2 separate regions of the Mus musculus genome follow, and region 2 is linked to region 1. A link is a loop called in an ENCODE intact Hi-C map of the cell type or tissue named here. Cell type or tissue: gastrocnemius. All regions are shown on one strand. Links, peaks and the distances in the headings refer to the core of each region. The heading gives the core; the rest is flanking DNA. Region 1 has its middle 2.8 kb from the start of 1700001J03Rik. Region 2 overlaps Wasf3 (WAS protein family, member 3).

Region 1 (4,396 bases), core at 329-4,328:
ACTGAGGGAGAGGCCATGAGTGAGTCTGCTTACTTGCTTGCTCCATGTGACTTCTCAGCTTGATTCCTTATGCAACCCCAAACCAGGTGACCAGGGAAGACACCTCCTACAGTGAGCTGGGCTCTCTCATGTCAATCATTAATCAAGAACGAAGCACAGACTTGCCTGAAAGACACCGTGGAGGAAACATTTCCTCAGCTGAGCTTCCCTCTTCCTGATGACTGTCAAGTCTAACTTCGCAGATGCTGTCTGTATCAGGTTGACAAGAAACTAGCCAGAATAGATGTGACATGGTACTTGAGAAGTTAGGGTAGAGGAAGCTAAAGTTTTGAAGTCAGCATGTGCTTCATGGCTTGTTCTGTATCCAAGCCAACAACAAAATGAGGACAATAGTGCCAGCCCTTTCAACTATAGATATAACCAAAAGAGTCTAGAGCAAAGATTCTTGTGTAGGGTTGCCTGGCAAGACCTTGTATGTGCTCTTACCTGTAGGTGTAATGTTTTTGCACCCTGTGTAAAGTTTAGCCTTGTGTTATTTCAATCACTGTTTCCTCTATCCCACTATCTGGGTTTGATCCTGACATAGCTCTGCTCTGTTTATTCTTAGAAGCTCCTGTCTCAAGTTTCTGTAAACACTGCTCCTTATTCATTCTCTGCCTTGCCAATAAAAGCCAATGAGCCAATCCAGAGCTTTAGAGAGGATAAGGTGGGACTTCCTATTCTAGGAGGGGTGGGGAAAGAGACAGGAAGGGAAGGAGTGGAGCCATGAGGACAGGTCTTGGAACCTTAAGGAGAGAGAGGTGGATCAAGAAAGGGCAAAAATTGCAAGTAATGTGGAGATATTGTCTGGGAGGAATCCTGATGAACTTGCAGGTTTAGTATGGAGTAAGATTGCTCAGTATTCGCCTCAAGGGTTTTTTTGTTTTTGTTTTTTTGTTTTTTGGTTTTTCGTGACAGGATTTCTCTGTATAGCCCTACCTGTTCTGGAACTCACTTTGTAGACCAGACTGGCCTCGAACTCAGAAATCCACCTGCCTCTGCCTCCCAAGTGCTGGGATTAAAGGCATGTGCCACCACCGCCCGGCTGAAGGGTATTTTAATAAATTGTACTTCTCTGTGTGGTTGTTGAGGACTACAGAAGGTAAAGAAATACAGCTGCCGGATTCATGTTTTACTTAGATTTACATTAAAAAACAATTAATTTTACACTAACCCTGGCTCCAACTTCTATTCCATTTATGTTGGTATTTTTGGACATGGGCATCTTCACTCAACACGGCTGTACAAAGGAAGACTGGGGAGATATAACTGACCTGGAACACGTGAAGACGCTCCAAAGAGACACTGCACCCCTTCTGTCAGATACCGGGAAACGGAAGCAGAAACACCGGAAACAATTGGAATCCCTTTGGGAATTTTCTGCAGGCAGAGGGCCAAGGATGAAGCCTGGCACTGGCAGGAGGAGAAACTTGGCTCCCACAAAAGCCTCACAGAGTTCTGGTCACTGGTCAGATCACCTCACAGGAGACAATGGTGAAAAGGCTGTGGTGGCTCAGTGTGGGCCCAACCTCGCCTCAATCAGGACTGCTTAGTTTTGCACACTTCTTGCTTTCTATTGCAAAGGAACCCTCATTCGAGGACCCTAAGTTGGAGTGGGTTGACCTTGGACCTAATTATTTGTTCCTCTTCCCAAAGTGCTGACTTAAATTATATCTTCTTTTTCTGCTACTTTTTGTTTCTTTTATTTGTTTGATCTTAAAGAGTCTTTCTCTTATGTAGCTTGACTCTCTCGCAACTCATTATGTAGAACTCAAAGGTATCCAACTGTCTCAGCTTCCCGAGTATTGGAAAAAAGGCACTGACCACCATACCCAGGCTTTGTCTGCTTCTTACTTCTGTCTAACAGGTCCATGGGAAATGGGTGGCCACAGTGTAGGTTGTCCAGCTGCCAGGACCCAGGCTCTGACACTAACAACCCTTATAAAGGCTTGGCTGCCTGTATGCCCTCAGGTGGATGTCAGGGGGACTGCAGCTGAACTTTGAGCAGCTGGGGTGTCAGGACACAAGCATATTTGACTAGTGGCATCCTCCTTTAGAGCAGCCCCTACAGTGTCCCTGGGATGCTAACCCAGGCTCCCCTTGCTCCCCTGGGTAAAGAGGAGGACCCAGACAAGCTGGAGCTGCTGTCACAGTCCCACACTGTGTAAATGAACATGGTCTCTATGTCAACACAGTTTGGAAAGGGGCTGACATCCAGTGCCACACCGAAATACAAGGGACTTGGATGTCCTTGAACACGGGACAGACTTTTCCCTAGCATTTCTAGGTAAAGCTAAAGCTGTCTGGAAATGAGCATCTGAAGAACTCCCATTAATTACACTCTACAGCCTCTGTCCCAGAAAAGGACTCTGTCAGTTGGTTTGGCCGAATTGGCCCATGCTTCTGCAGGAGGTGGGATGGGGCACCTTTCACAGATGGTGGCCCCATGCACTGAAGAGAATCACATAACTGGAAAACTAAACTATCTGATGTTTTTTTTTTTTTTCACAGCCTATCAAGGGGACCCGCGATAGGAATGAAGCCCCTGCCCCTAATCCTGCTCTGTTGAAATCACTGCAGTAGCCACCCCCACTCCCATCTCTATCTGAAATGTCACTGAGATGCCAGCACACAGGTCCAGGAGGTTCTTCTTGTGCTCAATGGACAACCACCACCCTCTAGTGGCCACATGATGCAGCGTCATCTTCTCGGGAAGAGGTTCAGGGGCACCCAACCTGCTTATGTCAATTAACCTGTTGTTAAAGGTACATATTCCTCCTCACGTTATCCCTGGGAGAGAATTTGTGCAGTTTCTCAGGAGCACAATTTAGCAAACCTCAGTTAAAAAAAATGTTCTCCAGACAAAGCACTTCAGGTTCTATTAGTATAACCAGAGTAGGCTTGACAAGATCATTTCTTCTAGAACTTTCTACTGCCTATGACCAGGTGCATGGTGCTTCCCTCATGTTGAGGCTGTTGGTCTTTTGTTAGTGTCCCGCTACATCAATGCCTTCTAAGGCCAGGCTCTTAGAGGCCTTCTGTGGGGTCTCCACCACCCTGCTGTGGGGAAGCCAGACCACAGCTGTCCCAGTGGCCAGACAGCAGAGCATCCCTTGACAGGCCCGAATTAGGAAGACTTTGGGCCCTTGATACCTTATATGGTGGGTAGCCCCTCTCTGTCCTGGGATAGAGTTCCACCAATCTCCAATGAGCTGTCACTGATATTGCACAGTTGTATCTAGAAGAGGTGTGGCTATTATCTGAGGTTGCTAATACTTGATGGTTTTGATACAATAATTTAATTAAGGGATCAGAAATTAATGATACTCACTACCAGGTTGTGTCCTACAACCCAGCTGGAAACTTTCTACTGGGAAGCACTGGACACCAATATGGTTTCTACAATGGGCTACTCTGACCAGCAAAAAACCCGAACTGGTCCTGAGTGATGGCTCAGCTGTTAAGGGCACTGGCTGCTCTTGCAGAGGACCTGGGTTCATTTCCCTGCACCCACAAGGTGGCTCACAACCATGCAGAACCAGGGGACAGGAGATCCGGTGCACTCTTCTGGCTTCCGTGCACACAGCACACATGCAGTCATAGAAACACATGCACTCATCCATGTAAAATGATAAGACTTTTTCAAAGAATCAAAACACTTTCAACTATGTAAAAGTTCATGTGCATGGTAGTGTGGGACAGGAGGCCATTGTCATAAATACTTATTTGCACTTGGCAGGCCTCCCATACATCCTTCTACCCCCATTGACCCCTATTGATCCTGTGTCCTTCCCAAGAGAGATTCAAGCTGTGTATACCAATATGATTTTTTTTGATATTTCTTAAAATCTAGGAACTAAAAACACCTCTCTTTTTTTCATCCCCCTTCATCTGTTTTGGCATAGACAGATTACGTTTCCCATTTTTTCTTCAACAGTAAAAATTGACCTATGAATTTATTTTATAGTACTCATTAAAGAAGTAGGATATGGAAACTCTTCCAAAGTCTTAATGTTTGTGCATAGTTTTTCCTCAGGGTAGGCAATGTTATAGTGAGCAGCACGGAACAGCCTGCAAACCAGAACCCAGTCAGTCATTGTCTGGGGAACACAGAAGAATCACACTGAGGCCTGTGGAAGCCCAAATGGGAAAACACTAGAACACATGGAAAAGCAGAGGAGCCCCGCCCACTCCCCTAAGAGAAAGGCACAATTAAAGATGCTCACATACACTTTGCTAAAGTTCGTTATCCCCACACTAACCTCCATAATAACCCTAATGCTCACCTAGGAGGGGCCTTTCTACACTGATATGCTCCTGGCCATGTGTAAAAGCATGCTCTCTGTGCCACTGGGCC
Region 2 (4,396 bases), core at 292-4,291, 230 kb before region 1:
GGGATCTGAGTTCAATTCCCAGCACCCACATGACAGCTCACAACCATTGGCCAGGAGATCTGACGCCCTCTTCTGACCTCATAGTATTCATATGCACAATGCAGGCCAACACTCATACACATAAAATAAAATCTTATTTTTAAAAAAAAATCTCATGAGAGGAGAAGAACAGAACTGTTTAAAAAGACATAAGCTAGAGAGTCATTGTGCTTCATACAAAAATAAAATGAATATATCAAGCCACAGTTTTTTCTCTTCTATATCCTAAAACACTGGTTAAACTCACAGACCTTTAATTATTATCAATATATTAAAATACACTGAGAATAAATATTCAAAGACATTAATATCTTTCATGCTATTCTATTTTCAATTACATTTCTAGATCACTCTCTTCCTGCACTTGAGGAGCCTTGAGGCTAAAAGACACTCCTACCAAGTAGGTTGACTCGTGGGCTGGAAGGGCCTCAGCAGCATCGCCACCGCGGCTCAGGTGTCAGTAGGAACAGCAAGCGGGATCAGAGCTAAATGGAAAATAAAGAAAGGAATTACATAACAGTAGCCGAAATGTTCTCAAGCCGTCTTCACCTAAGCCCAAACTTCAAATTTTACAACTCAACAATTTCACTGAGGGAGCCCTAATCCCAGATCTATTCTTTTATTTTTTTTTAATTAGCTTAAGATCTAATGCAGTACTTAGAACTTTATACAGTCCAGCTCCCCACTATTGAATAAACTCTAGAAATAACTTCAGGGACTCATAGTTCATAAGAGCTGAAAGTTAGAAAAATAGTTGTATTCTAAGTACCTTCAACTAAGTAGTTTGATTTGTTCACCCAACAGTAAGACATGCCTGCAGGCACTGTTGCTACCTCTCACAAGCAGTCCAATAATATCGATCATTCACACAAGGACTGTTCATTTTTCCTAACAATATTTGTATTTAATTAGAATCTTGTTAACATGTTTGATAGTGAGAAAAATGGAGATAAAGACAAGCTATTCTGTTAGACCAAACAGATAAAACTGTCAAGGAATGACTGCTCAGGAATTGGGATGAGAAACACACAGGGGACATTGTTGCAAAAATCAGCTGAGTTCAAGACATGGAGGACAAAGCAGCTTAGCACAGACAGGCTCTGTCAAACCACTTCTCAACGTCACCAGCAGCAGAGGTTAAACCTGGGAAAGGCAGTCCAGGCACAGGGCTGCAGGTTCTCAAACAAAGAAAGGCAACGCCAAGTCTTTCAAACAATTATCTGAACACGCCTGAGCTACACCAGTTCAAGTGACTTTGAGAATCAACGCAGCGAAGACAGCCACCATCATTTTAAAGACATCTTTAAAAGTCAGCTCCGTAGTTTGCTATGGATGTTAAAGATCAAAAAAGAGTCCCACCATGTGTTTTCTCTGATTGGTGGTTTAGTCCCAGGGAGCTCTGGGGGTACTGGTTGGTTCATATTGTTGTTCCTCCTATGGGGCTGCAAACCCCTTCAGCTCCTTGGGTACTTTCTCTAGCTCCTTAATTGGGGACTTTGTGCTTCGTCCAATGGATGATTGTGAGCATCCACTTCTGTATTTGTCAGGCACTGGCAGAAACACATGGTGGGACTCATGGCTCTAGCTGCATATGTAGCAGAGGATGGCCTAGCTGGTCATCAATGGGAGGAGAGGACCTTGGTCCTGTGAAGGTTCTATGCCCCAGTATAGGGGAATGCCAGGGCCAGGAAGTGGGAATGGGTGGGTTGGGGAGCAGGGGAAGGGGGGAGGGGATAGGGGATTTCTGGAGGGGAAACTAAGAAAGGGGATAACATTTGAAATGTAAATAAAGAAAATATCTAATAAAAAAATTTAAAAAGAGTACAAAAGAAATTCGGGGGGTGCCGGGGGTGGCTCGGAGGTAAGGAATGCTTGCCTACTGCTCCTGCAGAGTGCCTGAGTTCAGTTCCCATCAGCCAGGACAGGCAGCTCACAAACTCCTCTAACTCACACACAAACACACATGCATAAATAGAAGTAATCTGTGTATATCAGCTTATTTACAAATACAGAAACCTCTCCTCTGGTTTAGATTGTCTAGGCCTCATTTCACCTGCACTAGTCCAGCCGGTCTGACTGCATATTTTTAAAAGATCTGAATGAGCAGTGCCACTTGGTGCCCAGCAGGTGGCACTGTTTGGGGAGGATATGGTACCTCTAGGAAGTGGAACCTTGCTGTAGGAGCACATCACAAAACTCCTTGCTTCCCATGGAGGGTTGAGATATGATCTCTTGGCTTCCTGCACCTGCATCATACATGCCTTCTCCACCCAAAGGGAATCTGCCTCTGGAATAGCACCAAAGAAATCTTTGTAGTGAGAACTTTGGCTTCTTAAAAACAAAAAACAAAAACCAGTTATGTGAACACGTTTTTATTTGATCCTGGGTGTGGGATACAGGGCTGCTGCTGTTTGTCCACAGCCGTTACCTATGATTGCCTCGCGCTCTAGGAAGGAAGTGATTTTTGCCAGCTGCAGAGTTTAATTCTGAGAGCTTTGAAGAGGGAATAATGCCAGAGCCCTGGGAGGGATAAGAATAAGAAAGAGGGGGTAGAGAAGGAAGGAGGAAGAAGAGGGAAAAGAGGAGGAAGAAGAAGAAGAAACACCACCACCATGGTGATGGTGTTGTGGTTGGACAAGAAGAAGAACCTGAAGATATCCTAACAAGGAAGATAGGACTTCCCCAAGGCACCCAGTCCCCGTAATCAGCAGGAAGCAGTCTATTTTGCTGGCGGAGAGAGATCTATACCTCTCCTCCGCTAACCTTCTTTCTCTCCTCCCTAGAGTTGGGAGGCTGAAAGGGGTTGGAAGGGAGGTAGAGGTATAAGAACCCAATGAAATAACATATATATATATATATATTCCAACACTTTCTCCTACCACTTGTTGTAGCCATGGCACTTCATCACATCAGCAGAGATGTGGCTCCCCTAGAGAGGTGCACAGCTAACTGACTGTGCCTGGAGCAAGGGAAGTGTCCAGTATACTCCAGTGTCAGTTACCCCTAGGAAACCTGCAGTCTGTGAGGCTCTACAGAACCATGGCTTTTACTGTTAGCTACCATCTGGCAAATGCTGCAGTCAGGATCAATTCTACAACCAACACTGCACATGGACCTAACTCAGTCTTCAAAGCCAGCAGACTCTCCACAGCAGGGAAGAACTGGAGGGTGAGAAAGCAACTTGTCCCGGACCACAGCAGACAAACAAGCCCCAGATAGAGCACCTCTGTTACTAACTAGATCGTGTCTCTTCAGATACAAACAATCACAGTTTTCTTCCCTGAAAAGCTCCCAATGTCTCCAATACAGGTCAGAAAGCAGAAAGGGCTTTGAGAATTAGCTCACTGTGTGAGTGGCCTAGACGATCACATGTGAAACACTGCATAGCCTATCACATGTGAAACACTGCATAGCCGATCACATGTGAAACACTGCACAGCCGATCACATGTGAAACACTGCACAGCCGATCACATGTGAAACACTGCACAGCCGATCACATGTGAAACACTGTACAGCCGATCACATGTGAAACACTGCACAGCCACCAAGAGGTCAAATCCTGGGGCTGGCAAGATGGCTCAGCGGTTAATAACACTGGTCACTCTTCCAGAAGACCTGGGTTTGAGTCCCAGTCCCCACATGGTGCTTAGAACATCTGTAACTCCAGTTCCAGAGGATCCGATGCCCTCTCTGACTTCTGTAGGAACCTTGTGCCTCTGAGAAATTCTTTCTTCATTTTACGTGTATGACATTTTGCCTACATGCATACATTTCTAAGTGCACCAGAAGAAGCACGTGAGGTTCCAGGTAACCAGGACTTTATGGAGGTGACAATGGTGTAAACCAGCATACAGCATGGGCCTGCCATCTGAAGGGACACGGTGGATGGGTTATGGGTTTAGATACTGACTTTGAGTCATAATTCAGATGACTGGTGATACAGTCATAAGCCAGAAGAGGAAGCCGTTTAAACAGAATAAAGCTGAGAGATGTGGGGCAGGGTCAGAAGTGGAAGAGAAGGCTGAGATAACTCCCGCACCGTGGAGTCAGTCAGCCTGTCCACCTGAGTTCCTTGTCGTGAGGGAAACGCTCCAGAGAATATTGCTCAATTGGATGGCCTCCAGCTTCCCAGAGCGCCAGCCTGGGTGGCAAAATGCCAGCCAGTATGAAGAAGAGACATAATGTTTTATTTAATTTTAATCAGTGTTAATATAAGCAATGCCATGAATCGCCTGGCCACTGTGCCAAGCAGTGCCATTGTACAGGTTCTGGCTCAGAGAGGTGAACTGAAGATCCCATTATGGAGAATCTAAGGAAGAAATCCTATGAAGAGTAGCATACAGACACTCAAGTAC

Evidence for each region. A loop is a pair of places that touch in the nucleus more often than their neighbours do. Peaks named below come from ENCODE experiments on the same cell type or tissue, not always from the same donor. Only the 100,000 strongest peaks of a DNase experiment are listed, where the experiment ranks them.
Region 2: a loop joins it to region 1, with 2.5 times the contacts of the local background. A loop is called at or near these places in 6 of 42 quality-filtered maps.

What each region holds. Positions count from the first base shown.
Region 1 is chr5:146,185,950-146,190,345 of GRCm38, reverse strand. It overlaps a transcript of 1700001J03Rik not described here. Among named protein-coding and RNA genes, the nearest start is that of 1700001J03Rik, 2.8 kb to the right of the region's middle. In gastrocnemius, for the core only: a CTCF peak has its summit at 2,717 (motif pointing left); DNase peaks (open chromatin) are centred at 1,430, 1,991 and 2,704.
Region 2 is chr5:146,418,046-146,422,441 of GRCm38, reverse strand. It overlaps Wasf3 (WAS protein family, member 3), which reads right to left. Exons shown (of 10, transcript NM_145155.3): 2 at 437-524. Among named protein-coding and RNA genes, the nearest start is that of Wasf3, 35 kb to the right of the region's middle. In gastrocnemius, for the core only: a CTCF peak has its summit at 2,156 (motif pointing right); DNase peaks (open chromatin) are centred at 2,177 and 4,166.